Linked DNA regions of Homo sapiens: region 1 is linked to region 2. A link is a loop called in an ENCODE intact Hi-C map of the cell type or tissue named here. Cell type or tissue: ovary. All regions are shown on one strand. Each heading gives the region's core, and the rest is flanking DNA. Links, peaks and the distances in the headings are about the cores only. Region 1 overlaps SHROOM3 (shroom family member 3). Region 2 holds the start of CXCL9 (C-X-C motif chemokine ligand 9).

Evidence for each region. Peaks named below come from ENCODE experiments on the same cell type or tissue, not always from the same donor. Only the 100,000 strongest peaks of a DNase experiment are listed, where the experiment ranks them.
Region 1: it touches region 2 in a loop (3-fold over the local background); 12 of 110 quality-filtered maps call a loop at or near these places.

The regions. Positions count from the first base shown.
Region 1 is chr4:76,484,885-76,500,661 of GRCh38, reverse strand. All of the region lies in intron 1 of SHROOM3 (shroom family member 3), which reads right to left. Among named protein-coding and RNA genes, the nearest start is that of SHROOM3, 58 kb to the right of the region's middle. In ovary, for the core only: no CTCF peak of the experiment used is centred there; no DNase peak of the experiment used is centred there.
Region 2 is chr4:75,994,327-76,009,981 of GRCh38, reverse strand. It overlaps CXCL9 (C-X-C motif chemokine ligand 9), which reads left to right and starts at 2,473. Exons shown (of 4, transcript NM_002416.3): 1 at 2,473-2,596; 2 at 3,708-3,834; 3 at 5,089-5,173; 4 at 6,283-8,707. The coding sequence starts at 2,533. The coding sequence ends at 6,384. It overlaps SDAD1-AS1 (SDAD1 antisense RNA 1), which reads right to left. Exons shown (of 3, transcript NR_125906.1): 2 at 13,238-13,876; 3 at 4,040-4,909. In ovary, for the core only: no CTCF peak of the experiment used is centred there; no DNase peak of the experiment used is centred there.

The sequences.
Region 1 (15,777 bases), core at 2,579-10,578, 490 kb before region 2:
TGTGTACCCACTAGAATGGCTAAAATGAAAAGGACAGAAAATACCAAGAGTTGGCAAAAGGGGGAAGCAACTGAAACTTTCCTACACTGCTAGTAGGAAAAAAAATGGTATAACCACTTTGGGAAACTATTTGGTAGTATCCACTAAAGCTGAACAGATTATCCTATAACCCCCAAATTCCGATCTTCACTGAGACAGGGACAGGGTTAAAGGAACCAACATGAGATGGTGAAGTGTTCTGAGGCTAGCATTAGCTGTCCTGGGACAAGGAGACAGAAGAGTTTTTCAACACAGGGAGACCTGTAGCTGCAAGAGCGGCTGGCCAACAGGAGCTGTGTCCTCTAACAAAGGGATACAGCCCTGGCAAACCTGAGGCCCCATCTCCCATTTCCCTCCATTATTATGACGGGAAACCAGGGCCAAGGGAGCATGCTGACAGAGCCCACACAGCTCAGCATCCTGGGTCCCCGAGCAGCAGGGAGAAGAGGAGGGTATAGATCTGGAGCGGCTAGCAGAAAAAGTCAAGCTCACTGTCTAATGTCCGAACTGGAGCATGGACTCTGAAGTCAGATGACCTGAATTCAAGTTTGGTACTGCTTACCAGCTGTGAGGCCTTTAGGCAACACATTTAACCTGCCCATGCCTGTCTCCTCTTTGGCAAAATGGAGATAATAATCTACCTCACAGAGTTGCACAACGAGCAAAAGAGTGAATACATGAGTGAATTCCGTAAGTGGTAGCTATCATTTTTATTTTAAGCTTTGCCCTTCACATATTCTATGCTCATTTAAACAGAGGAGTTGGTTAAATCTAAATATACTTTGTATTTGTAATTATGGGGCCCCCTTCAATAAGAATGTCCCTCAATCTGTTTTTCTAGACCCTTCTAAAAACCTCTCGAATGTTACTTTCTCTGTGAAGACTTCCCTGAGCTCCTTGTCCAGGAAGAACCTCTTCTGTGCACCCAGAGACCCATGTCCCCTCCTCCCCAGTGGCCCGTCCCACGGCCCTCACTGAAAGGCAGCCTAGCGTGCATGTCTACTCTCATTTCCTTAAAAGCAGAACCCAGATCTTGTTCTTATTTTTGAACTAACTCTAGTGTATAGCACAATATTTTATATAAAAATGTTTGTTTCCCTGAATTATATTGGAATTTCAGTATATTGAAATTTACTTCAAACAAGTTTGCCATTGGTTGACATTTTAAAATCCTATTCTAAGTATTTGCTGAGATGGTTTTTACTCTGTATTGTCACTAGCAACAAAAGCGAGCTAATCATAACTACTATTTATTAACTATCTACTTTGTGCCAGGGCTTTATATTTTATATCATGTGATTCTTATAACCAGCCCATGAAGCAGGGACAGATGAGAGAAGGCTCAAAGAGATAATATAATTTGCCCAATAGCCACAGCAGCTAGGAAGTGGCAGAGCTATGATTCCCACACAGACTTCCACAAGGCCTGTGGTATTTCTGTGATGCCACGTTGCTTCCCATAATTAGTATATACTCAAGAAGTGTGAACAGGTACCTCCGAGTTTTAGTTACTTTCTTCATTTATACAATGAGGGAGAATTGGATGCTCTCTTAGATGGCTTTCAGCTCTAGAATATATGATTTTAAAGCAGCATCTCTGTCTGTTCCTATCATGTGCCTGTGCTGATTACTGCTGGGGACACTTCTTTTCTCATAAAATTGGTTAGAAAAATACAGCTGTTCTCAGTTTCCATCGCACAAATCCAAGAGGCAGGACTGGTGAAACTGCCTTCTATAGGACTCCAATTTCCCCTTCTTTAATTTCATGGGTTACAGTGAAGTCAACAAGAGTGTAATTTGTGTTTGCATAAAACCAGAACACAAAGGAAAAGAGCCAGACATTATTGAACATTCAGGAAAGAAAGAGTCCCACACCAAAAGGGCAAAGTTCAGTACTGTTAGCTACTCTCGTTATTCAGCAAATATGCCTCTCATCTGCTTGTAATAGCACAGTGCCAGCTCTCTCTAGCCTTTCCATTGCCTTTGGGAGATAAGAAGGAATTCAGTTTCTATTTTGTCAAAATGGAATATACTTGATGATTAAGGGGATATTAATTAAGGTAGCGTTAATGAAAACATACCACTTCTAAACTCTGTTTGTGATTCACAAAGAAAGAAAAAGTCAACCAGTCCTCCTTATACACTGCCTCAAAGAGGACGAGCTCTCTCCTCCTCCTATCATCATCCATTTATTTTGTCCGTCTGTTAATCTAACCATCCATCCATCCATTTAATCTATTCTCTCTCTCTTTCTTTCTCCCTCCCTCTCTCTGTTAATCTATCTTCCTTGAACTATCTATCCATCTGAGCCTCAGTCCAGTTCTAGGAAAGTACGCATACATCATGACAATTGCAATTAAGACAAAGCAGTCACCCCATCTGTGTGAACTCCCTGGGAACTGAAAGTGCAAACTCTTAATCTATAAACATGAAATAAAAACCTGCCCAAAGCAACAGCCTATCTCTGATCATATAGAATTAGATTTTTCTGTCTCACAATCCAGGGAAATACAACTTTGTATGACTAGAGGCAAGAGAACAAACTATAATTGACACAGAAGGAGAGAGCTGATGACTTCAAATTGCATTGCTTCCCTGCTAAAACCATCCAGGGGTTTCCCATCATACTCAAAGGAAAAGCCGAAGTCCTCACATTGACCAGGGGCTCGATACACTTTGGGTGCTCTGCTCCAGCCATGCACGACCTCTTTCCTGATTTTTATTTTATTTTATCTTTTTATTATTTTATTTATGTATTTATTTTTGAGACGGAGTCTTGCTCTGTTGCCCACGCTAGAGTGCAGTGGCGCAATCTCGGCTCACTGCAACCTCCATCTCCCAGGTTCAAGTGATTCTCCTGCCTCAGCTTCCCAAGTAGCTGGGATTACAGGTGCCTGCCACCACGCCCAGATAATTTTTGTATTTTTAGTAGAGACAGGGTTTCACCATGTTGGCCAGGCTGGTCTCGAATTCCTGACCTCAGGTGATCTGCCCACCTCAGCCTCCCAAAGTGCTGGGATTACAGGCATGAGCCACTGCACCCAGCCCTCTTTTCTGATTTTAAAAAACATGTCAGGCATGCCTTGCTGTAGGACCTGTGGATTAGCAGTACCTCTGCCTTGGATATTCTTTCCCCAAACATTGCACAGTCTCTATGTTATGTTCCTCTGTTTTTATTTTTCTATTTTATTGATTTCCACTCTGATCTTTATTATTACTTTTTTCTTGTTTATTTGAGAGAGCAAATTATTGTTTTAAGCCACTAAATGTGGGAATTATTTTTTACTTAGAAAGAGATTACTGAAACACAAGGAAAAATAGTTTCTCTAGGAACAAGCTACTTTAAGAAGTTCCAGATGAATGCTTTTAGTTAGCCCAGACATACTGTTGGGATTAAGAGTTGTTAAGGTGTTTGGCTGATAGACTGTGAAATCAGAAATCATACAATGTTAAAGTGAGTAAGAAGTTATTTTGCTCAGAGAGCTGAAGTGACTTGTCCAAGATCACACAGCTAAATAGGAACATGCCTTAAAACAGAAATGGACTCTCAGTTCCATATACGTCTCTTATTTGTTCTACAAATATTTATTAAGCACATTCTTTATGTAAGGCACCATGCTAGCAGCTAGGGATAACACAGACAGCCTTATCCTTATAGAGGTTACATGCTATCAAGTCAGATAGACCTTAAGCAATGAAATAATCTTTTTGTTTGTTTAATTATAATTGTGATAAGAGTCACAAAGGGGAATAAGGTGCTTTGAGAGTATATAATACAGAAGTGGACTCTGAAATACTCTGGGGAGAAGAGAGACATTTAAGCCAAATGGAAAGGATGAGTAAGAATTGACTGAATGAGGAAGGGAATAGGGAACAATCCAGGCAGAAGGAAAAGCATGACCCTGTCTACTACATCAAACTGCTTCTCTTACAATATCATGGCACTCTTCATTCTTCAATGCCTGGGTCATTGAGATGATTAGGAGACAAGGACAGCAAGTCGAAATACATAGGAGGATGATGGAATGAGATCCAATAAGGGTGGAACTCTCCTGACTGGGAGATTTACCAGGAGGGTCAATGAGTCCAAGAACACCTATGTCAGCATGAAAACAGAAAGATGGGAAATATTTAACCTGTTAACAAGTGGTTTGGTTTCTATACCACCACAAAAGGGTCTCCTTGGGAAATTCCATACCTCCAAGTCATTTGTCTTTGCCCACTGCCTTCATTAGGGACACCTGCTCCACGAAGGCCTGACACAGGAAGTGATGGCATCTCTGGGACTTGGGGCAGGTAACAGCTGCATGTGCAGTGTGAATTCCTTGGACCACTACTGTGGCTCAGTGCTGGCAGTGTCCAAGAGGATGGCCCATCCAGCTCCCTAACACTGCAGTGCCCTGCCCTCCTCACCCCAGAAGCACACCCTCCAATTCACTCACACACCTGTGCTGTGGCATATCCTAGACATGTCATTAGGCAGAAATGCTTAAACCTTCAAATCTTAAGTTCTCCTGTTCCAAACTCTCAACACACTAGCCTAGCCTCCTAATCTTGACACTTGTTACCTGTATTTTGGTCATCACACATATTCTTCCATTGTATGAACAGCTTTGGTCCACTGACACCTCCATTTTCTCTCAAACTAGTCATTCCTTCCTATCTTCAAGTCCTTTCTTGTCGTGCCTGGTTCCTTGACTTCCTATGGCATCCGCCTGCCAGAACTACAACCTTGTGTCATCTATGTCTGTGTTTTTATACCCCAGGCTGCTGAGTGCTGAAGAAAATGATACCACAATACAGACTGGTGCCATACACATATGGTAGTCTCTCACCTAAGTTGATATCAGACACTGCTCCCATTCTCCACATTGCTCACATGCCTCACATCAGACCTTCACCAATGTTCCCAACCACTTCGTCTATTCCCTCTCCCCACATCAGGAAAAATGAGCCCTGAACACCAGAATAGCTCAACTTCTGCTTCTCTGCTATCAGGGGTTTCCTAGGAGCAGAGTCAGAGACAGGGATTCATTACAAGCGATGTACTGAGGGATGTTCTTGGGAGAATCCTATAGGGCAATGAAGGAAGCAGAAAGGCACAGAAGTGAAAATGTGGTTCCAGCTGAAGTCTGTTCTCAGCCTGATTGCATCAGATCTCTGGAGCAGGAAGGGCACACAGAGTTGTCTGCTTTGATGCAAGAAGGCCAGATTTTTGTACTTTCTTATTGATCAGTCATTGGTTCTAGGCCATCCCTGGGGGGAAGGTATGTAACCTCATTTTTTTTGCTCCTTTCAGCAGAACACAATTTTCCACAAGAGAGTGCAGCTGTGAGCCTCAGCAGCCAATACAACAGCTTACAGCTGGGGATACCAATCCAGTTAAGGGGACCTGGGCATGGCACCAATAGCAGCTTTTACAGTGTCCACGCTTACAATCTCCTGCGTCTACAGGCTTCTCTCTTTGCGGAAGTCCTCAGTGTACTGCGTGCCTCCAGCAGGCTCCTAACCCAGTGTGATCTATCACCACACCTCTTGTTACACTGCATTTTAACCATCTGCTTAATTTTGTAAGCTCCCAGATGGTGGGGCCATCATTTTCTTTTTAGTAGCCTTGGTGCCTAAATAGAAGAAAGCTGTTCTGAATAAATGTTCTGCATTCACTCGTGGTTCTGAGGTAGTTAAGAGTTTGTTTGTTTGTTTGTTTTTTAACAGAACAGGCCTTTGAATTATGTTGCATAGATGACAAACTTAGGCAGCCCCTTTAGAACCAACCTTGACAAACGACCTCTATTTGCCAAATTCTGTATCTTGCACATTGGACATCAAAGGCTACAACACAAGGACCACAGCAAGCACCACACAGAGGGTACCACGAAAGGTCCCTCCCACTACTCACCCTCAGGATAAATAACTAAAATACCAGGTTTTGTGGCTGCTTTCAAGTGCCAATATTTGGAGGGGACACCCCCTTACGATCAGGCACCTACCTTAGCAATTTCTTGTGCCACACATGTGTCAGTATCAGTATGTTCCGCCTGATTCCCGTTCATTCTCTTGCTACTTTTAATATAATGACCTTGTGCCCTAAAACACTTACCATCTGGGAGAGGTCCCCGCCATTGCTCAAGCTCAGCAGTCCTCTCGCTTCATGGGAAAGCATGGTTACCCAATGCAGAGGTGTTAAGTGATCTTGTTTGACAAACAGGAATAAAACTAGTAGCGCACAATGTTAATTCTGCCTCTGAAGTGCTCCACACAGCTACATACCAGGGTAAAACCCTAGTGCAATTCTTTTACTTCCTAAAGATTTGCTATGTGAGTGAAGAATGTACAAACAACTGAATGATGAGCATAAATAACACCTGAAAAGGTTCAGAAGTTTAGAAAAGAATTTCAGAAATTTGGCAATCATTTTTCTGTTGAGAAATAACTAGTCCACAGAGGGCAAAAAAAAAAAAAATCAATCTGGGGCACACACCAGCAGATATTAATTGAATTAGGGAGGGGGCCGTGAGCAGGGAGAATGAGAAAAATAAGGTCCACCCACTCATTTCAAAATTAGGAACAAGGACCGTAAAAAGGATGCCAAAACGACAGCCTATCATAGAAAGTTAATCTTTTCACTTTATTTATTTATTTTGAGATGGAGTTTCACTCTTGTTGCCCAAGCTGGAGTGCAGTGGCATAATCTCAGCTCACTGCAACCTCTGCCTTCCGGTTTCAAACGATTCTCCTGCCTCAGTCTCCTGAGTAGCTGGGATTACAGGTGGCCACCACCATGCCCGGCTAATTTTTGTATTTTTAGTAGAGACAGGCTTTCACCATGTTGGCCAGGCTGGTCTCGAACTCCTGACCTTGTGATCCGCCCACCTTGGCCTCCCAAAATGTTGGGATTACAGGCATGAGCCACCACACCCGGCCAATATTTTCACTTTACGTTAAAGCTAATTAAGGTTTATAAAAGCAAAGTGGGTAGAGGAGATACTTAAGAATGCGTGAGGAAGAAAGGAGGGAGGGTTCTCGTCCTAGCCAGGCTCCTAATATGTATCTTAGTCCCTTCACTCCCCTCACCTTTAGCCGAACCTACTCAGCCCCTCCCAGGACACCATATCTATCAAGACCTAAGAATCCTCTGCAGCTCCTCTTTGCTTATTTTGAGCAATTTAGGCTCAGGCCATTACCATCAATTATTCCTCTCAGAATCAGGGTTGCCAGAGTTAGCCAATACAAATACAGGACTCCCAGCTAAATTCAAATTTCAACTAGACAATGAATAATGTTTTAGTATAAATATACCACATGCAATGTTTGGGACATACTTATACTAAAAATAAAATCCTTGTTTATCTGAAATTCAAATGTAACTAGGCATTTTTTTTTTTTTTTTTTTTTTTTGAGATGGAGTTTCACTCCTGTTGCTGCCCAGGCTGGAGTGCAGTGGCACGATCTTGGCTCACTGCAACCGCCGCCTCTCGAGTTCAAGCAATTCTCCTGCCTCAGCCTCCCGAGTAGCTGAGATTACAGACACCCACCACCATGGCCAGCTAATTTTTGTATTTTTAGTAGAGATGGGGTTTCACCATGCTGGTCAGGTTGGTGTCGAACTCCTGACCTCAGGTGATTCACCCACCTTGGCCTCCCAAAGTGCTAGGATTATAGACGTGAGCCACCGTGCCCAACTGCATCATCTTTTATCTAGCATCTCCACCCAGAATCCCACGATCAAAACCAAATTTTGTTGAGATTACTCCTCTAGCAAGAGGCTTCTTTGCCTGCTCTCTGTCTGCAGGAGTGTTTTCTCAGAGAGGAGCATAGGGAAGACCCCCAGCCCAATACCATGTAGAATATGAGAATCTGTGTCTTACCATAGAAAGTCTAAGTTCACGTGTATAGGATCTCATGCATGATTTATTCAAACATTTTTATCAACAACAATGGGAGCTCAGAAAAGTTAAACAATTTTCCCTGAGTGGCAGTTATTAATGCGGAGTCAGGACTAGAATCTATGTAGCATAGGGTTTTTTTTCCTTATCATGAGAATTTATCATAAACTTTATATGTATATAATACCCCAAGCTTCAGGAATCAGATGGTGAAGTTGGTACTAAATTCTAAAATAATTTTGTAAACTTAAAAAGGATAAAATGACCGAAAAGAAGAACATGACAAAGAAAGTTGGCTTTTGTGAAATCTAGTTTGTAATGTACCTTTTGAATCTCATTTTGAAATTCTGCAATCAATTACTTTTCAATCAACCAGTCATTCAGCCCTTCAGAACAGCATACTTGCTCTGATTCAAAAGCTCCACAAAGCAGGCTAATTCTCATTAGTGCACATCCATCACTGAGCTAAACATGCCTTCCTGGCAGCAGACACCAGCAAATGTCAAGGAAGGTGGGAAGAAGCAAATGAAAAGAGCAGCAGTTCTGAAAACGGAAAATACTTCTTTCGCCCAGTTTGTATCTAGGGGCTATGGGAATGTTTAATTTACTAATGGGCCCCGTTGTCATTTGAGAAGCACATTGCACTATTGAAACCTAACAGAGGCTCTCACCTAGCAGCAAAGCGGGCCTAAGATCTGGGCCAGGCTGTTCGGCCTTTACAGACTTTTGTTAAAAAGCCCTCATTTTCTAGAAATGGTATCCAAAGTGCATTCTCTCTCTCTCTTTCTGGAACTCTTACTATTTTGGAGGCTTCAGTGGGCAATTGTGATGATCATTTCCCACATGGTGTTTTTCCAAAATTAATATCCAAAATAGAAAACACAGCAAAGCTCAGATCAAGGTGATCTGTGACCTGCACAAAGTCTGCATCAATTTGGATGCTCTGGCTGCAAATCACAAAATAACTCATCTAAAAATGGCTTGACCAGGGTTGGGGGGTGCTTTTTTCACATAAGAGAGGCAGACGGTCCTGGTGTTGTTTCAGGGGCTCCCCAGTGTCAGGGCTCTGAGTCAGCTTCCCCTAATTTTCTTGGTCTGTCCCTCAAGACTGCAAAATGGCTGCAGCAGCTCCTCGCATGACATCATGGTATCCTTGCATTTGAAACCCAAAGCAGGAAGAGGTTTTTCTTGCTAGACTTTTTATTATCAGAGAGAAAAATCTTTCCAATAAGTATCCACCTGTGCCTCATGACTGGATCTCAGTCACATGCAAGGGAGTCTAGGAAAGCAAGCATCCAGCGTTTTAAGCTTCTGTGTAGTAAAACAAAGGCTCTGACAATGAAGAAAGAGCTGCCACATTTCCCACTAACCAGTATGCTTTGTGGGGCAGTGCCCTGCCACCAACACAGGCCAAGAAGTCTTTCCAAATTGGCTTAATCTCCTATTTCCCCATTTCTATTCATGGCACAAGCATTCTAACACTACTCTGGAGATCTTGGATTCATCTTTGACTCCCTCCTTTCCCTAATTCCCACATCTGGTCAGTGCCCATGTCTCAAGGATCACCCATTCCTTCTCAGGGAGTCTTCCATCTTGCCTCTCCTTTTGACTCTAATTGAGCATATTAATTCAGACTCTTATCACTTCACAGTCAGACCACAGTTCAAAAGTTGCCAAACCATCCTGCCTTCCAGCAGCGATACCACTTTTTCGTGACTTTCCTATTGAGAAAACTTTCAAGAATTCCCCCGTTAACCCCAGAAGATATTCCAAAGCCTTATTCCAACCCCAATGGGCTCCAGTGGTTAAGAAAGCTGACTCTGTAGTTAAAAGACTTGTGTAATATGGGCTAGTGACTTCACCCTCCAACACAGTTCTTTCCCACATAAAATGGAGGTGATGCTAGTACAGGGCACACATGGTGTCAATAAGTTGTAATTATTGTTTCTTGCTATTATTTTTATATATAGGCATTCTACATATTAGGGAGAGTAGGTGGGTAACATATATGAGGTGTCTGTCCTCGATTAGCTGATTTCAATTGCTGAAATACAATTCAACTGAGGCAGGAGAATAGGGTCTGGAGGCAGGGAACCTAAGGCTGTTTCACGCCAACTTCCTAGGACTAAATTGAAAGGAAAACCCTAACTTTTCATGCCTAAGTAATAAAAGGACCAGAAGCAGCCGGGTGCGGTGGCTCACACCTGTAATCCCAGCACTTTGACAGGCCGAGACAGGCAGATCACGAGGTCAGGAGATTGAGACCATCCTGGCTAACATGGTGAAAACTCCCGTCTCTACTAAAAAAAAGAAAAAAAAATACAAAAAGACCAGAAGCTACTCCCTTTGCAAACCCCCTGCCTTTTCTGCATGTCAGATGGGAAACTGGCTGTCCACAACAAATCAGACTGATTGCCGGTCAAGTCTTCATTTGTAATTTTGTAACTCCACTCCAGCCTCTGAATGGTTGCTGTCCACAACCAGTCAGACTGATTGCCGGCTAAGTCTTCCTTTTCATAGAAGTATAACTTTGTAACTTCACTCTAGCCTCTGATTGGTTGCTTTTTGCAACCAACCAGATGTTTGCACAGGAGTGTGACCTTTGTAACTTCACTTCAGCCTCTGGTTGGCTTTCTGTAACCAATCAGACTGATTGCATGCTACCACTTCATTTACATGAAGTGAGCATGAAGTGGCCAATGGGAAACTTCTAGGGAGTATTTGGACCCAAGAAGATTCTATATCCAGGCCCTTGAGCTGCTGCTCAGCCCGCCCCCACACTGTGGAGGGTACTTTCGTTTTCAATAAATCCCTGCTTTTGTTCTTTTGTTGCCTCATTCTTTCTTTGCTTTGCTGGGCGTTTTGTCCAATTCTTTGTTCAAAACACCAAGAACCTGGACAACTTGCAGTTACGACCATCATACCGGTGACACAACTATGTCCCTCTAATCTGCTACTTGATATCCATTTTATAAACGGGTCCTTTGTCTTTTTCTATTGACAAAGGAGAGTCCCAAGTGTAGCACCATTCTTGGCTGTGCTCATTCTTCAAGAAAGCTTCCTCCAAAACCCCAAGGCCTCATTTTGTCATCAGGAAAACCTCGACTTGCTGAGGCCATAAACCCTGGCTCGAGCTTTGACTCACTCTTTCAAAGCACATTATGCTTCCAGAAGCTGTTAACAGTATTTATTTATCTTCCTCTGACATCTGCGCAACTTCAAAAAGCAGAAAGAAAAAAGAAGTGGTGGTCTTTGTTTCATTATGCCATAGTTAAGATTGCATCTGTAATTTTTAAGTAGCAGAGATTAAAGGTCATGCCAGGGATTAAACAGACACACAAATTACCTTCTTCTCACTCTACTTGGGTCTTGTGACTTAACTTTTACATCTTTAACTTTTAACTGCTCTTAATTTGACTTCTTTGTCAGTTTCTATGAACCAGCCACCATAAAGGACAATATTATATACAGGAGCATTCATTCTGTTAAGAAAAAAAATTGCATATCTTGAAAGATGAGCTAGATCTGTGCCTGTTGACATCTTCTAGCCACAAAGGAATTTCACATGACTGGGCTTCTTTTGCCGTCTGAAATTATTCAAGCAGCAAAGGTCATGACAGTGCCTCAGTTCACCAGTTCATTTTGGCAAAGTGCTGGCAGGGACCTGGGCCCTGCCCTGCCTGCTTCCTCCAGAGCCCTGGCTAGGCACCATATTCAGGAGTTGGAGTGTCTCCAAGTTTCTAGTAATCTGCACACTTAGTGGTTAGTACTGACTCTGGAACTAGACCACCTGGGCTCACATTGTGGCTGTGTGACCTTGAACAATTGCCTTAACCTATTTGTGCCCTAATTCCTTCATCTAAATTGGGGATAAAAACAAGTTTTGACCTCATAGGATTGTTGTGAGAATCACATGAGTTAGTACATGTAACGTGTTTAGTGCACTGCCTGACATATGATTAAGAGCTATGTAGGGTGAGCTGTTGTTATTACTAATACTTTTTTCCTGGGCTTGGCCACCTGTCAACAGTCTTTATGGCCTCCTGGAACACTTCTTAAAATTTTCCCCAAGGCTCTCTTTTCAAACCCTCAGCCATGAATCAATCAATTTCATTCTGTGGAAAAGAGTCTAAGAAGAATTAAATGGAGGATGCTGGAAATGGTGGGGCTAATGCTTTATCACATTCTCAAGAAATCTGGCCAACAGAAATGCAAACTGCCTTGCTTAAAGAGAAGTCCATATTTTATTCCTCTCCAATGAAACAATGTTCCCTTTAAAAGTCAAACAGCATCATTCTCATTGTCTACTCTTTATAACCTCCTACTCAAGTATACATGCCACTAAGAAAATTGTTAATGCATGTACAGTTTAAATAGCTTTGGCCCATTAAAAATCAGACTTAAGTCCATTAATTCTAGGACCTCAATTCTAAGACGATGTTTATTTTGCAAAGTCATAACCACTACAACTATGTGTAACGTTGCTAAAAATATGGTCTATTTAAAAAAATCTTTCTGATGGTCCTTAGTCTGTTAGTGAACCCCCTTTAAAAAAAACAAATTATAATTTACACACTTAAACAATTTGCCTTCAATACTATACACTCTTTTTATCATCCTCAATAATAACTCCAATAGCACAATACTAGAAGCTAAGATTAGGTTGAAGGAAGTCAACTGCAGCTTCTTCATAGTTTCAGGGTAAACAACATAATTTACAAGGGACATAGAAACCAAGATGACACACATATTAAAAGTTCTTTTCACCTAAAGACTATAAAAATACTTTGGATGAATTATCTGTGTTCTCTTAGCTCTGTAAGTGACACTAATGAAATGCAAAAAGGCCAAAAGAAAGAAGGATGGCAAGCAACTAAGAGAGCAAGAGCCCTAGAATAGTCTGAAATTGGCTGCTTCCATCCTTTGAGAGTTGACTAATGAAAACAGGGAACCTCTGTTTCTAGTCTATAGTTCCAATTCTTAGTGAATACTGTCTGTGTTCCAAGTGCAGTAGCAAAATAATAAATCAGAGTGAATTCAATGTAAGTATGACCCTGTTCAAAGAGACTAACCCAGTAGTACATTTCAATTTTCTGTGGTTCACCTACCGGCTCACAACATGGATGGGGATTGTAAGGCGGAGGTTTGATACAGGACCCAGAATTACCAGCCAAGCCAGATATATACCATTAATAAGATGACTTTAAATATAAAAGCAAATAATGTAGAGATTTCTAAATTAAAATTGCCTTTCTCTCCAGCAATTTCACTCCTAGATATATGCCTAAGAGAATTAAAAGCTTATGTCCACACAAACAAAATGTACATGAATATTCACAACAGCACTATTCATAATAGCCAAAAAAGTAGAAGCAACTCAGATGTCCACCAACTAAAGAATGGATAAATAAAATGTGGTATAGCCATACAGTGGAATATAACTTGGCAATAAAAAAGAAATAAAGTACTGATATATGCTACTTCAACATGGATAAACCTTGAAAACACTACGTTAAGTGCAAGAAACTTGCCACCAAAAGCCACACAGTATATGGTTCTATTTATATGAAATGTCCAGAATCAGCAAATCTGTAGGGACAGAAAGTAGATAAGTGGTTGCCAGGAGCTGGGGCAAGAGAGGAACAGAGAATGACTGTTAATGGGCATGAGGTTTATTTTTCTGGGGGTGGGGTGGTGATGACATGTTTCAAAATTGATCGTGGTGATAGTTGCACTACTCCATGAATATACTAAAAATCATTGTATACTATAGGCAGGTGAACTTTATAATATGTGAATTATGTCTCAAAAAGGTTTTTTTTTTAAAGTTGCCTTTCTCTTATTTTAGCACTGAATAGATATTAAGTAGTTACTCAGCACAAGTCACAGGGTTAATAATGAAATATGCAAGATACACAGTAGACCTTTGTCCTTCACAAGGGATACTTCTGGAAACATTTCCAGATTGCCAAATAAATGATTACCACTAGGGCTGAGATTGTACAACCATAGAGAGCGTCATTCCTTTAGGAATCTATGTGAATGATGCCCCCAGGAGTCATGCAGAGTACAAACTACATGTCCACACAGGGTGGTCCTGGCTGCCACTAAGACACCAGCATGTAGCTTTCTTTCCTGGGACACTTTCTCCATCCACCATCAAACAAACAGTTCCCTCTCCCTCTTTTTCTTTTTACTTTACAAAAATTATTGATGTGCCAGTGGATTGGGATATAGATATCAGTTGGTCAGCCAGGCTACAGGGTTTATTCCCAACAGGTATTGTCAACACTCATGAGGATTGACAAGGTAAAGCTTCATGATCAACTTTACTGCCTTGATCCCATCTTATTCAAATATTTATGAAAGAGATTCAATCCATCACATGATTATAAATTATCAATCTTGTTTATAGGCAAATAATCTTTTGTCTGCACATTTTAAACATTCTTTTCAAACTGTATTAGCTGTCATCTACTGTTTGTCCTTTCTGAACTTTCAATTAAATATACAACTTACTGTGTTTTTGAAATTGGTATAGTTAGTATTGCAAATATCTGTGCTTATTGATCCAATACATTGTATTCACTTCCTTTCTGACCTGCAGAGATGGAAACTGCTGATCTTTAAGCAAATGGCAGCACGCACTTATTTTTTTCTGTACCTCAGAAAAGGTGGGAAGCAACTAGTCCTATCCAAGATTGAAAAACGCAAAAAATAAATAAATAAATAAAATAAAAATTCCACTTGTGTTTAAGAAGGAGAAAAACAGAAAAAATGGAAATGGCCAAGCTATGATCATATTAGGATCTATGCAGATGAGTCATATGACTATGTAGGACAAATTCCCAAAACTAGTTGTTCTGTTTAGTTTTTTAAAATATCATTTATTATGACACATTTCAGATGTGCAAGACATAAAGAATAAGGAAACATCCCTGTATCTACTACAACCCTACATAAGCAATAAATACAATTAGAGCCCCTGATCACATTATTCTCTCTTCTATTTATTTTCAAATGACTTGGGAAAGGACAAAGAGGCGATACATAAAGCCTCTTTAGGGAGTGCAAAGCAAAGCATGAGTCACAGCCCAGCCAACATTCTGTAAAGGCGCTGCCTTTAATAGTCTGATATGCAGAGATCACCTGGCCAAAGCTAACTTCACCCTCCCAAATCCATACTGCCACTACTACTACTTCCTGTTTTGTGCAAAACGATCAAAGCTTCTACAAAGAGGTGAATGAACATATCATATGCATTCATAAGGGATAAGTTCATGAAAACACCATGAATGGCTGTATCCCTAAATATTTATTTCTAAAATAAAATGTTCTAAGCAACTAAACATATAACTCTTCTCTCACAAATGTTCCATGAGTTTTTCTATTTATATTTAGAGACAGGGAGAGAACCTCAATTAGGAACTAAGCTACTTTCCAATCCTTCTTATCAACTTTAGCCAAAAAGAGCTCAAAATCCTTCCTTTCACATGAAAAAAGTACCCAGAGTCCAGGTTATTTGCAGACAGCAAGTATCAATGAGAGACAGGAAAGTGAGGTCACAAGGGAGGGGGGCAAGGGACAGTTGACCCCTAATTTAACATCGCAGCTTCTGAATCTTGAGATAATCTGAATTGTTGAAACAGGATGGAAAGGCGACAACAGTGTGTTTCCCATGTGATATGAGAAGAGTGAGTTCTTCTATTATCTGACATCTACTGTGAATGTATTATAGGTATCTCACTGGATTCCATCTCTGAACAGAGACTGTGGGTGGTTATATTTTGGTGGGCAGAGCAGAAAGGGTCAGCAGCTTCAGTGCCTTCTCAAGACGACAGGTTTGGCTGGG
Region 2 (15,655 bases), core at 1-8,000:
TGGTCACCACATGTTTTATTCAAAAAGAATTCTGTAATTCCATTTAAGTATTAATAATCTGTATAGAAGTCAGTCAAAAAATGTGCACCATGTGACATGAAATGCTAATATCCATTTTCCTCCAATTCTACAGCATGCATTGTCAATGGGAAGAGAGGTAAATTGCTCCCAAGGGGGAAAATATTGGTTCTTGGAGAGCTAAAAAATTTTAGATATTGCAATGACTAGTGGCCTACCAAGGTTCAACCCTACCCAACAAAATCTTATTTCTTAGCATTTGATTTCTCTCTTCAGGAAGAAATTAAATTTAGTTTTCAGTTCATTTTATTTTTTCTCAGAGCAAGGTGAAATGTGGGGGGGTGTGTGTGTGTGTGTGGGTGCACATGCGCGCACACACGCATGCAGTGCTGAGTCCATAATGAAAAAAAACGTTGAGAAACATTGTTTTACAATAAGGAAATCTCCAATCTTTAGCTAGTCAACCAAAATAAAGATGACGTTTCTTAACTTCCCCTACAACTAGGTGTAGCCATGTGATTAAGGCCTGCCTCCATGGGAGGTGATAGAAAATGATGGGTGCAACTTCTAGGATGTCTAAAAAGGAGGGACATGCCCTTTTTCTGCCTTCTCATCATCCTATACCTGGAAATTGGACATGGTGGCAAGCCACCTTTGGCCATGTGCATGAGGGCAGCAATCTAGAGATGGTGACAACACAAGAAAGGAGAAGCCTGGAAGACCTCATGGGAAAGAGCCACTATCCAAGTGCTAATCCACCTACATCTCTCAGGGAGAAATAAGCTTCTATCTTAGCCACTGTTTTCTGTTGTTGTTTTTTTTTTTTTTATTTTTCCATAAGTTATTGGGGTACAGGTGGTATTTGGTTACACGAATAAGTTCTTTAGTGGTGATTTGTGAGATTTCGGTTCACCCATCACCCAAGCAGTATACACTGCACCCTATTTGTAGTCTTTTATCCCTCACCCCGCTCCCACTCTTCTCCACAAGTCCCCAAACTCCATTGTATCATTCTTATGCCTTTGTGTCCTCATAGCTTAGCTCCCACATACCAGTGAGAACAGATGATGATTGGTTTTCCATTCCTGAGTTACTTCACTTAGAATAATAGTCTCCAATCTCATCCAGGTCACTGCTAATGCCGTTAATTCATTCCTTTTTGTGACTGAGTAGTATTCGATTGTGTATATATAAACCACAGTTTCTTTATTCACTCATTGATTGATGGGCATTTGGGTTGGTTCCATGATTTTGCAATTGTGAATTGTGCTGCTATAAACATGCATGTGCAAGTACATTTTTCAAATAATGACTTCTTTTCCTCTGGGTAGATACCCAGTAGTGGGATTGCTGGATAAAATGGTAATTCTGCTTTTTAGTTCTTTAAGGAATCTCCACACTGTTTTCCATAGCGGCTGTGCTAGTTTACATTCCCACCAGCAGTGTAGAAGTGTTCCCTGATCACCAAGTCCACACCAACATCTGCTGTTTTTTGATTTTTTGATTATGGCCATTCTTGCAGGTGTAAGGTGGTATCACACCGTGGTTTTGATTTGCATTTCCCTGATCATTAGTGATGAGCATTTTTTCATATGTTTGTTGGCTATTCGTGTATCTTCTTTTGAGAATTGTATATTGATGTCCTTAGCCCACTTTTTAATGGGATTGTTTGTTTTTTACTTAATGATTTGTTTGAATTCATTCTAGATTCTGGATATTAGTCCTTTGTCAGGTATATAGATTGTGAAGATTTTCTCCCACTCTGTGGGTTGTCTGTTTACTCTGCTGACTGTTCCTTTTGCTGTGCAAAAGCTCTTTAATTAGGTCCCAGCTATTTATCTTCATTTTTATTGCATTTCTTAGCCACTGTTAATTTGGGTCTCTTACATGCAACTGACCCCTTATTCTAACCAATTTATTAGTTTAAAAAATAATACTGTAGCAGGAATGATACAGAATGAGCTTACCACTAGTAGAAAATGACCTGGTCCCAGAGGAAATTAAGGTGCTTTAAGTTGTTAAGTGGGCAATATAAGAAAATATCAATGTAGCCATCTATTATACAGAAGAATATGCCATAAATAGTAAGGGAATTTGAAAAGTATATTATTTATCTGGACTTTAATATTTCCCATCTGGAAACCACATCTCCAACCTTTGTTGTATAACATTAGTATATTCATTATATAACCTATTCTTCACACAGGTGAGCAACTGTGAATGTGCCAAAGGCTATCAGTGTTGCTAGTTTCACATCCCTTACTATAAACCACCCATTTATGTGAAATGGAAATAAAAACATGCAGAAATTCCCTTGGATCTGAGACTAGGGTTTCCCCCAGCACAATCAAGTTTGTGGTCAATTTAGTTAGCTCAGCTAAAGATACTAGCCAATCAGAGTTTAGGAGAGAAATGAATATCCTAAATAAATATGATCCCCAAAATGTGTTCTCTAAAGAATTTCTCAGGCTCAAAATCCAATACAGGAGTGACTTGGAACTCCATTCTATCACTATGAAGAAAAGTGGTGTTCTTTTCCTCTTGGGCATCATCTTGCTGGTTCTGATTGGAGTGCAAGGTAAGGGGTTCTGAGTTAGGTTGTAAAGTAAGAGAAGTGATTCACTGTAAAAGAATCTTGATTAGCCAGATAAAGGTGAATGTTCTGCCTGCATTGAAGAGTAATATTTGGTCAGTCATAAAAGCTTCTCAGTGACATGACCAGTTATCCAAAGTTCATAACTTCGATCTGCCAAGTCAAACACAAGTCTTTGTAGTCTAGGTGTATGAATTCCTAGTAAGTGTTCAATAAATGTTCATTGAACTGGGTAATAATGAGAACTCTATCTCCTAAATTATTTTCTTCTCCCTGATACTGTTTTTTGCTAAGTATATCTGTGGCTAACCAATTAAGGATCCAACCAATAATCAGAGAATTTGTCCCTAATCTATTTACTAACTATCTTTGTTACCTTGGACAAATTACTTAATCTTTCTAGACCTCAGTTTCCTCATCATCTGTAAAATAGAACTTTGTAGTTATACCTTTTCTGACTGCTACACAATGTATGGCATATGGTACAATAAGTACCAAGTAAATATATGAATTTAAGAATTAAGATAATGTATTTTAAGGGGTTTTCAAAAATTTAAAACACTATTGAAAAGCAAGGCAGTGGGGAGGAGAGAGGATGAGGATGAAAGTGGTGATTGGTTACAAAGGAGTGCTTTCTATTCAACACCAACACCAGTTCCATTCCTTAAGGTCAGATAATAAATAATAGATGGTTTAGGAGTTGCTTAAGAAACTGTGATCAGCATAGCATACATGAATTAGTTATCTGTTTGTCTTGTGATAGGCATTTATTAAATATTGTGAAAGTCTCTTTTTCTCCCACGGACTTACGGTGTGGTAGTTAAGAGCAACGCCTTTGGACTCAGAGAGATCTGGGCTAAAACCCTGCCCCTGCTCCCTAAAAGCTGTATGACTTTGTTCTTAATCTTTCTGAACCTTAGTTTCCTTATGTATAAAATAGAGATGATACCTCCTTCAAAGGTTTGTGGTGATTATTTTTAGGCACTCGGTAAATGATAGCAATAATCATGACTCAGTCAAGTGTATCATTTTGATAGATCACCTAAACTGAAACATTGGCCTATACTGATGTGTTCTATCTTTTTCTTTCCCTCAGGAACCCCAGTAGTGAGAAAGGGTCGCTGTTCCTGCATCAGCACCAACCAAGGGACTATCCACCTACAATCCTTGAAAGACCTTAAACAATTTGCCCCAAGCCCTTCCTGCGAGAAAATTGAAATCATGTAAGTAACAACCCAGCTAACATGCATGCACCATATTGGCAAGAACATTAAATTTAGCATGAGTTTTACCCTTGGAGTGCTTGCCCATACAAACACTTAAAAATCAGATGGTTACCCCCTCCATAAATTTGGGCAGCTCCTTTCTTTTCTTCTCCTTAAAAATGCAAGGAATTTCTGGTAGATTAGGCCCCAAGAATGACACATGTTTATTGTACAAAATGTTTAATGCAGGTAACACAATAGAAGAAAATAAAAATCACGCATAATTCTACCCTTGAGTGACAAATACTGTTAACCCCTTAGTATACAGTTTTCTAAATCTTCCTTACTTGCTTCGTGTGCACATAACATAGATATGTTTTTACATACACGTATATAAGCACAAAAATTAAATCATATACTATACACTGTTTTGTAATCTGCTTTTTCATTAACACTATATCATGAACATTTTCTCGTGTCAGTAAATCTCTAATAATGTCATTTTTACTTAATGTCATTTTTAATGGCCAAACTGTATTTCATCATATGGATAAACCATAATTTATATGACCAGGATTATTGTTGGAAATATAGATTATTTCCAAATTTTTACTGCTGAAATAAAACTTACTGTGGCAGTATTGTGTCTGTAATTCTTTCCTTTCTAGAGATTAGGATTGCTAGGTTGAAGGATGTGTGCATATTTTGTCTTTATAAGTCATCCTTGACTACTCTTATTCTCAGACTATACAGAAAAATTAAAGGAACATTTAAATTATTTCCAGACAGTCTACTGTAAGTAATTTTTAAAATTTAACCAGGGCCGGGTGCAGTGGCTCACACCTGTAATCCCAGCACTTTGGGAGGCTGAGGTGGGCAGATCATGAGGTCAAGAGATTGAGACCATCCTGGCCAATGTGGTAAAACCCTGTCTCTACTAAAAATACAAAAATTAGCTGGGCGTGGTGGCGCATGCCTGTAGTCCCAGCTATTCGGGAGGCTGAGGCAGGAGAATCGCTTGAATCCAGGAGTTGGAAGTTGCAGCAAGCTGAGATCGCACCACTGTACTCCAGCCTGGCAACAGAGCGAAATTCTGTCTCAAAAAAAGAAAAAAAAAAAAATTCAACCAGTGACTCATCTTGTCCTAGGAAATAATTTTAAGTAGTTTCATTAGAAAATTCAGCACAATTCATACTGATTTTCATTATTTCTGAGAAGAAGCATTTAAATTATTAATGAGAAAAAACTATCTCATTGCTATTTCTTTGGCAGTGCTACACTGAAGAATGGAGTTCAAACATGTCTAAACCCAGATTCAGCAGATGTGAAGGAACTGATTAAAAAGTGGGAGAAACAGGTTGGTGAAAAGGAAGATCAAAATTTTCTTTCTTTTAGAAATTAACTTTAGAAGACAAAGAATCTGCTTTTTCATTAACACTATAAGAATACATAACTTTTAAGAATACATTTTTCATTCATATTATGGTGCTTCTATTTTGTTCCTAGGACAAAATTAGGTTCCTACATATAGTATCCCCTCTCTGTCTCCCACTGGAAGAATGTGTGTTCCTTGGGGGTACAGAGCTTGTCCTTATTTAATACAATAAATATGTAATGAATTGAATGGTAGACACAGGATACAAAGATAATAAGGTATAGTCCCTTCCTGTTGTAGTGCATATGCTAATAATTATGGTACAATGTGAGAAATATAAAAGTATGCACAAGAATCTTGACGACATAGAGGAGGGAGTACTTAACTTTGCTGGGGGAATGGGGCAGGAGAAAGTGTTAAGGAAGATTTCTCATGTCAGGTGATATTTGATTTGGGTCTTGAAGGATAAATAATTTGCCAGGAAGGTAAGGACAGCATGAGCAGAAGAGTAGAATCATGAGAGAACCTGCTGTGTTCAGGGAGCCTCCATTAATGTGGCTGGAGTTTGTGTGAAGAGAGTGAAGGGACTGAGGCAGAAAAGTAGATCAGGACAAAGCGGGAGGAATCCTGCATGGCATACTAAGGAGTTGGATTTGAAGAGAGCCACAGAATATGTGGGTGGGAGATTGGGTTCTGGAGTCTCACAGACTGGAGGTTCTGCCACATACTAGCTGTCTAGATTTGGGAAAGTCACCCTCTCCAGAACTCAGCCTCCTCCTATGTAAAACGTGGATGATAATAGTGCCACCTTCAGAGGGTTGTAGCTGGGGCAGGTGAGTGGTAAGCAAGGTTGCCAGGAGAATGTAATAAGCCAGAAGAATAGACAAAAGACAGCCAGTTTGAAGGCTGTTGCCTCCTCCTCAAAGTGAGCAAAGTAGAGAGAATCTAAGGGAGCCCCTCTGAGAGTGAAGTGACTTTAATGTGGTTTTGAGACTATGTGGGTATGAGACAATGATCAGGAGAGTCCAAATAAAAGGAAGTAAAAATGGTAAGATTCAGAAACATTGCCCTTTTTCCCCTTCTTCTCACAGGTCAGCCAAAAGAAAAAGCAAAAGAATGGGAAAAAACATCAAAAAAAGAAAGTTCTGAAAGTTCGAAAATCTCAACGTTCTCGTCAAAAGAAGACTACATAAGAGACCACTTCACCAATAAGTATTCTGTGTTAAAAATGTTCTATTTTAATTATACCGCTATCATTCCAAAGGAGGATGGCATATAATACAAAGGCTTATTAATTTGACTAGAAAATTTAAAACATTACTCTGAAATTGTAACTAAAGTTAGAAAGTTGATTTTAAGAATCCAAACGTTAAGAATTGTTAAAGGCTATGATTGTCTTTGTTCTTCTACCACCCACCAGTTGAATTTCATCATGCTTAAGGCCATGATTTTAGCAATACCCATGTCTACACAGATGTTCACCCAACCACATCCCACTCACAACAGCTGCCTGGAAGAGCAGCCCTAGGCTTCCACGTACTGCAGCCTCCAGAGAGTATCTGAGGCACATGTCAGCAAGTCCTAAGCCTGTTAGCATGCTGGTGAGCCAAGCAGTTTGAAATTGAGCTGGACCTCACCAAGCTGCTGTGGCCATCAACCTCTGTATTTGAATCAGCCTACAGGCCTCACACACAATGTGTCTGAGAGATTCATGCTGATTGTTATTGGGTATCACCACTGGAGATCACCAGTGTGTGGCTTTCAGAGCCTCCTTTCTGGCTTTGGAAGCCATGTGATTCCATCTTGCCCGCTCAGGCTGACCACTTTATTTCTTTTTGTTCCCCTTTGCTTCATTCAAGTCAGCTCTTCTCCATCCTACCACAATGCAGTGCCTTTCTTCTCTCCAGTGCACCTGTCATATGCTCTGATTTATCTGAGTCAACTCCTTTCTCATCTTGTCCCCAACACCCCACAGAAGTGCTTTCTTCTCCCAATTCATCCTCACTCAGTCCAGCTTAGTTCAAGTCCTGCCTCTTAAATAAACCTTTTTGGACACACAAATTATCTTAAAACTCCTGTTTCACTTGGTTCAGTACCACATGGGTGAACACTCAATGGTTAACTAATTCTTGGGTGTTTATCCTATCTCTCCAACCAGATTGTCAGCTCCTTGAGGGCAAGAGCCACAGTATATTTCCCTGTTTCTTCCACAGTGCCTAATAATACTGTGGAACTAGGTTTTAATAATTTTTTAATTGATGTTGTTATGGGCAGGATGGCAACCAGACCATTGTCTCAGAGCAGGTGCTGGCTCTTTCCTGGCTACTCCATGTTGGCTAGCCTCTGGTAACCTCTTACTTATTATCTTCAGGACACTCACTACAGGGACCAGGGATGATGCAACATCCTTGTCTTTTTATGACAGGATGTTTGCTCAGCTTCTCCAACAATAAGAAGCACGTGGTAAAACACTTGCGGATATTCTGGACTGTTTTTAAAAAATATACAGTTTACCGAAAATCATATAATCTTACAATGAAAAGGACTTTATAGATCAGCCAGTGACCAACCTTTTCCCAACCATACAAAAATTCCTTTTCCCGAAGGAAAAGGGCTTTCTCAATAAGCCTCAGCTTTCTAAGATCTAACAAGATAGCCACCGAGATCCTTATCGAAACTCATTTTAGGCAAATATGAGTTTTATTGTCCGTTTACTTGTTTCAGAGTTTGTATTGTGATTATCAATTACCACACCATCTCCCATGAAGAAAGGGAACGGTGAAGTACTAAGCGCTAGAGGAAGCAGCCAAGTCGGTTAGTGGAAGCATGATTGGTGCCCAGTTAGCCTCTGCAGGATGTGGAAACCTCCTTCCAGGGGAGGTTCAGTGAATTGTGTAGGAGAGGTTGTCTGTGGCCAGAATTTAAACCTATACTCACTTTCCCAAATTGAATCACTGCTCACACTGCTGATGATTTAGAGTGCTGTCCGGTGGAGATCCCACCCGAACGTCTTATCTAATCATGAAACTCCCTAGTTCCTTCATGTAACTTCCCTGAAAAATCTAAGTGTTTCATAAATTTGAGAGTCTGTGACCCACTTACCTTGCATCTCACAGGTAGACAGTATATAACTAACAACCAAAGACTACATATTGTCACTGACACACACGTTATAATCATTTATCATATATATACATACATGCATACACTCTCAAAGCAAATAATTTTTCACTTCAAAACAGTATTGACTTGTATACCTTGTAATTTGAAATATTTTCTTTGTTAAAATAGAATGGTATCAATAAATAGACCATTAATCAGAAAACAGATCTTGATTTTTTTTCTCTTGAATGTACCCTTCAACTGTTGAATGTTTAATAGTAAATCTTATATGTCCTTATTTACTTTTTAGCTTTCTCTCAAATAAAGTGTAACACTAGTTGAGATAACACATGAAAGCTCTTTAAAGGGTCGATCGGGAACAGGAAAAAAAACCTATGGAAAATATGACAACACTGCCTTACAACAACACTGATTTAAAAGAGTTATGTGGGGCTGGGCGCAGTGGCTCACGCCTATAATCCCAGCACTTTGGGAGGCCGAAGTGGGCGGATCACTTGAGGTCAGGGATTTGAGACCAGCCTGGCCAATATGGTGAGAGCCCATCTCTATTAAAATTACAAAAATTAGCTGGGCATGGTGGCATGCGCCTATAGTCCCAGTTACTTGGGAGGCTGAGGCAGGAGAATCACTTGAACTCGGGAGGTGGAGGTTGCAGTGAGGCAAGATCATGCCACTGCACTCCAGCCTGGGTGACAGAGTGAGACTCTGTCAAAAAAAAAAAAAAAAAAGCATTATGTAGAATTCAATGTATTTCCTAATCCTCAAGAGTAACACTATTCCAATGAGGTGTGTCCCCAGGAAGCCAACACGTCTTCTTTTCTATCCCTAAAATTGTATATGTTTAAATATTGTAAAGCCTCAAGTAGTTATGATGGAGACCTAAACACTGAATGAATTATTTAAGGGTCCAGGAAACTTGGGCTGGAGGCATTACGCAGCGTGGAGTCTCTAAGAAGGTTGAGAGTGGAACGAAGAGCATCAGCCTGTACACTTGATGTACACTTTAGAGGCCAGACAGGTGTAATATTCGGGCAGATAACAGCTGCTAATGGTAGACATGAATTCTCACAAGGGCCTTCACCTGAGAGGCAACAGGACTCTGGAAGGAGCTAAGATCCTGGATTCTGAGATATCCTGGTTAGAATCAGGGGCCCACTACTTATTAACTGTGTGACCCTGGTTAAAGTATAATATTTAACCTCCCAGTGCATCATTTTCCTCATTCCAGATTGTTGTGAGGAGCAGGTTCAGCATAGGTCTTGGTGCAGAGAAAGTCCTCAATGTTTGTCCCAGATCCTCCCTAACCACTTACCTCTGCTGCATCTTCCTTGCAGCAGATGGATCCTACATCTCATAGAGAGAGAAATGTTTCCAGCACTGAAAAAACATGTTGGAGAAATGAGACTAAAAGGCTTCCTGACCAGTTCTCAATATCTGTATTTTATAATCCTAGTCCAGGCCATCATTGTCTCTTTCCTGAGCTACCTCAGTAGCCTGCTGTTTTCCCTGTTGGCTCTTCTTCTCAACATTTCTCTTGCTTCCCTAACTTCCATGACAACTAGAATAATCTTTTTAAAAAATAACTTACAGAATGCTGCCACCTTGCTTAAAATCCTGCAGCTTAGCATTAAGTCAAAACATACCATGAGCTGGCCTAACATAAGCTGGGATCTGCCTGCTTATCTAATCATGCTCCCTCTACCCTCCCCTCCTTTGTTGAGCCTCAGCATCACCTTTTTTCTGTATGTCTCTTGAGCACACTGAATTCATTGCCTTCTGGGGTTTTTGTTCCCTGTGGTTCTGGGTTGTACTATATCAACTTGGTTAGTCTTACAACTACATTTCCCAGAATCTCCTTCCCTGTGTGGTTCCAGGTTATAGTTAGCCAAAGAAGAACTCATGTGAGATTTGGAAATCAAAAGTGAAGGAGTGACCCTTAATCTTGATTAGACATATTGACAGACACACTGGTAGCCAGTGGATCCCAGCTTGTCCTTGCTCTTTTCCTCCATGTTCAGCTTATGCTCAGGACTGCTGGCCTCATGATCAGTGATGGTCCCAGGCCCCCCACCCAGATATTTGGCAGTGGACCCACAGAGGCGGTAGTTACACAGAAGCAACAGCTCCCATAGACCCTAGCAGCCCCAATTTGGCGCTGAACGGGCTTAACTTCTTGGATTTTTCACACAAGCTCTATTTGTCCAACTGTCCCAGTGCTTCTGATGGACCAGTCACTGATTCTTCCTCTGATCCCCTGACTCTCCCTTCTAGATGTTCACTCCCTGAGATCCTTCCTCATCTGTGAGATCTGAATCCTATAGTAAATTTTTATCCTCATAATACTCATAGTGGCTCTGCTTCCCTGAAACACCTGGGCCTACACACACTTCTTTGCATGGCGGTTCTTGCCTCATCACTTAAGTCTCAGTTTAAATGTCACTTCACAGAGTCCCCTTCTCTTATGACCCTTAGTAAAATAACCACTCTTTCCCCAGACTCTCTCTCTGGTAGTGGTAGTGGTTCCAGTGTGTGTACCTTATGGAGTTGATGAAAATATTTAGAACTTACATTTTTGTCTAAAAAACAAGAAAAAACTGAAAATTGACTGTAAATCATTTGTCATGTGCTAATTTCCTGAGGAAAAGGTGACATCGCCACAACTGAGGGGCTGGCATGTGCCCTCACTCAGTCATTCACCTTCTGCAGATTGCAACATGAGTTTCCATTTATGTGCATGTAGTTAAGGGGATTTAAGGATTACAAGACAGAGTGCTCACTAAGCCAACCTTCACAAAATGGGCAAGTGGCTCTAAAAGACTCCTGCTAAGAAATTCCTGAGGAAAAGGTGACATCGCCACAACTGAGGGGCTGGCATGTGCCCTCACTCAGTCATTCACCTTCTGCAGATTGCAACATGAGTTTCCATTTATGTGCATGTAGTTAAGGGGATTTAAGGATTACAAGACAGAGTGCTCACTAAGCCAACCTTCACAAAATGGGCAAGTGGCTCTAAAAGACTCCTGCTAAGAAATTCCTGTGGAAGATCATATTAATAATGCTAATATAAACTAACAAGAGAACAAAACATACATAGATGGGATGGCTGTTCTAATTTTAACTAGAAGGGTACACAATTTTAAAAATCCGGTGGCTAGAGTCTGTTTCATTTTCTTTTATCATGATTAGATATAATGATCAAACCATCACAATCTACAATTACCTTTTAAAATAATGTGTGTACTTATATCTTCCCTCCTACCCTACCACATGTACAAATTTAGGTTTCTCGACCATGGAAACTTTGTCTTCCCCACTACTGCATGCCTAGAGCAGTGCCTGGCACTTAGGAAGCTCCTAATATGTATTTTTTAGTTGATTGACATATACTTCACCCTAAATTTTCATTTTAGGCCTTTTCCAAATCAATTTCAACTACTCTTGTCATGTTCATCTCATGCTCATTTCTGCCCTCGCATTGCTCATTCTTTTATTCGCCCTGTCCTACTTTCCAACTCATCTGACTCCCACCTACACATGATTCAAGTCCCACTTTTCCCATGACTCCATCCCAGAATCCTCCTGGCCACACTGATATCCACCTCCATGCCCTGTCATAAAATGACTTTAACTAGTAAGGATTGTTCTATGATTAAAATCTTCAATTATTTTGCTATACTAGAAAGCAGTCTGTGCCTGAACAAATTTTATACATTAGAGCAATGGATAAAAGACTCAGACGTATTTAATCTGTAAACTATTCTTATGAATTTAAATGCTAGTGGCCAGGTACCATGGCTCACGCCTGTAATCCCAGCCAAGGTGGCTGGATCACTTGGGGTCAGGAGTTTGAGACCAGCCTGGCCAACATAGTGAAACCCTGTCTCTACTCAAAATACAAAAATTAGCTGGGCGTGGTGGCACACGCCAGTAATCTCCACTACTTGAGAGGCTGAGGCACAAGAATCGTTTGAACCCAGGAGGCGGAGTTTGCAGTGAGCTGAGATCGTGCCACTGCTCTCCAGCCTGGGCAACAGAGTGAGACTCTGTCTCAAAATAAATTAAATAAATAAATAAATAAATAAATGCTAGCGATCTCTAGGTCAGTTAACTGGGAGGAAGCTATCTGTAGTTGTTTTATCCTTACGGGGAAACTGGAAAGTTGCCTTCTTATTGGAAAGGAAGATAAAGAGAGACTACAATCACAGATACTTTAGGTACTGTCTCGTTTTTGGCCTATATAGACAGGAGATGAAATTAAATGAGAAAGAAAAACAGGCAACACTTCTTAATAGGGAGTGGAATTAGCTCCCAAGTCATCACAAGCCAAGAAGTCACTTGAGGCATTTTGATACCCACATTGGTTTAAAGTTCTCAGGAGGGAACTTTCAACTTTGGACCCTACATTTTAAGGAGATGAATAAATCACAAAGGAACAGTCTAATCTAAGTCCATTAATAAGATTATGAACTGGGGCAAACTGACAAAAGATTAGAGGGAAAGGTGTCAAGTTATACATAACTAGTTGCTTTCTTTAAAAGTCTGCTATACAGATTAAAAAAAAACTCTTCCTTTAGATATAATATACTGTTTCAAGTCAACTGTTTTAATAAAGAATTTGTTTTGCTCAAAGAAAAAAAGAAGGAAGGACTTGCTGGTATCTCCATCTCCAGAAAACTAAATCTTGGCCTCTGCCTTCTGGTAGAGTATAGGACCAAGTAGGTACAGCCATCTACCACCAGCTTTCTTTAACCATTGGAGTAGACAACCTGCATTTCCTCTGGAATGAAGAACTAAAAATCACAATCTATTAGGTAAGAGGATACATGTCAAAATAAACTATATAACAGAGAGGGAAAAAATGTGTTGCTTAGAAAAAGAAATGCCAGCAATCACTTCTGCAATACTGAAAGCCTCAGAATTTACCTCAGGGCAGATGTCTCTTTTGTATGGAGCCTTTGATTAGGGAGAGATGGGCCTAGGACTTTTGATGGTATGGAAGTTAAAGCAAAACTAAGCTAAATTTCTCTGAATAATGGGGAAACAGGGATGATCTCTGCCAGCTAGGGAGAATGTTGGGGACCTTGGATCAGCAAAAAGAGAGGCAGTGGAGGTGGATGAGAAGCGAGGGCCTGTACCAATGACAAAATCTATCAGCCCTGATAGATTTGTCCAGAGGCAAGGCCAAAAGTTTTCGCTGCCCACAGGAGCAAAGAAATACATGGGCTTGTGGGGAAAACTCATAACAAAGCTGTAAAAGAGAGAGAGGAGGAAGAAAGTACAATAAAAGGCCGGGTGCGGTGGCTCACGCCTGTAATCTCAGCACTTGGGGAGGCCAAGGCGGACGGATCACGAGGTCAGGAGATCGAGACCATCCTGGCCAACATGGTGAAACCCCGTCTCTACTAAAACTAGAAAAATTAGCTGGGCGTGGTGGCGCATGCCTGTAATCCTAGCTATTCAGGAGGCTGAGGCAGGAGAATCGCTTGAACCAGAGAGTCGGAGGTTGCAGTGAGCCGAGATCGTGCCACTGCATTCCAGCGTGGCAACAGAGTGAGACTCCGTCTAAAAAAAGAAAGAAAGAAAGAAGAAAGAAAATGCAATAAAAAATTAAATTAGCTTTAAGGACTATAATTCTTTATGAGATTTCTGTTTAGTTTGTGGGCATGTCAAATCATGTAATTTTCCCGTTAACAAGAAAAGCATGAGCTCCCTCTAGTGGCTAATCTAACAGTTTTTTTAAACAATAGGCCAAACATCGCAGCTCCCACCTGTAATCCCAACATTTTGAGAGGCTGAGGCGGGAGGATCACTTGAGCCCAGAAGTTTGAGACCAGCCCAGGCAACATAGCCAGACCCACCCACCCGGTCCCTCATTTCTACAAAAAAATTTAAAAATTAACCAGGCATGGTGGTGCACACCTATAGTCCCAGCCACTTGGGAGACTGAAGCAGGAGGATAGTTTGAACCCAGGAGGCTGAGGTTACAGTAAGCCATGATTGTGCCACTGAACTCCAGCCTGAGTGACACAGCAAGACCCTGTCTCAAATAATAATAATAATAAAACAATATATTTTAATCAGAAAAGGATGAAGACATGACTGGCTTTTCCGAACACAGTCAATATCATTGGTTTCTAATGAGAAAGGTAATAACAAGGATTCACACGTTAGTCACTTACTGATTTTCAGGTAAATTTTATCTGCGTTTGTCCAAGATATTTTAAGTTCCTGCTTTAATAAATCACACAGTTGAAGAATTGGAAGTCATTAGAGATTATCCATGCATTCATTCATTCATTCAACAAATATTAACTGATTACCTATTATATGCATGCATTGCTCCAAGTGTACAGGATAGACAATGAACAAAACAGTCTTCATTAAGCTCATATTCTAGTGCATAAAGACAGGCAATAAACAACTAAACTAGTAAGTATACGATATATCAGAGACGGATAAGGGCTTTGGAGAAAATGAAGCAGGGGAAGGGAGTGTGGGGTGAGCAGAGGGCTGTGAGGTCAGGGAAGACATCTCTAATAAGTTGTCATTTGAGCAGAGACTTGACAATGAGAGAGCAAGGCTTGTGGCACTTGAATCAGAGGAAACAGCAAGTGTGAAGGCCTGAAGTTTGACACATTTAAGGCAGCTAGGGGATCATTGCAGGGTTGAAGGGGCGCAGAGTAAGCAAAGGGGAGAGTGATGGGAGAGGAGCCCAGTGAGATAGTGTGGGGTCAGATCATATAAGGTTTTGGGCTGCTATAACAAATTACCACAGACTCGATGACTTCAACAACAAACATTTATTCCTCACAGTTCTGGAGGCTGGCAAGTCCAAAATCTAGGTGCCAGCAGATCTAGTATCTTAGTATTTGATGAGGCACTCTTCTTGATTTGCAAACAGATGTTTTCTCGTATCCTCACATGGCAGAGATCAGAGAGAAAGGAGGTAAGCTTTCTTGTGTCTCTTCTTACAAGGATGATAATCTCATCATGAGGACTCCACCTTCATGAACTAATTACCTCCTAATACCATCCCATTGGGGGTTAGGGTTTCAACATATGAATTTGGCGGGACACAATCATGCAGTTCATAACAGCCTTCTATGCCACTGAAGAACTTCAGCTTTTACTCTGAGTGAGAAGGGAAGTTGGAAGAATAACCTGATCCATTTAAGGCTCTCTCTGACCACTACATGGAAATACAGTGTAAGAGGGTAAGGGAAAATGCAGAGAGACCAGTTAAAGGTCAGTTACCAAGTATGTTTCCAGGAGAAGGGAGAGACCAACTGTGTCCAATGCTGCAGGTTAAGTTAAATAATGAAAATTGATGTGATTGGTGAT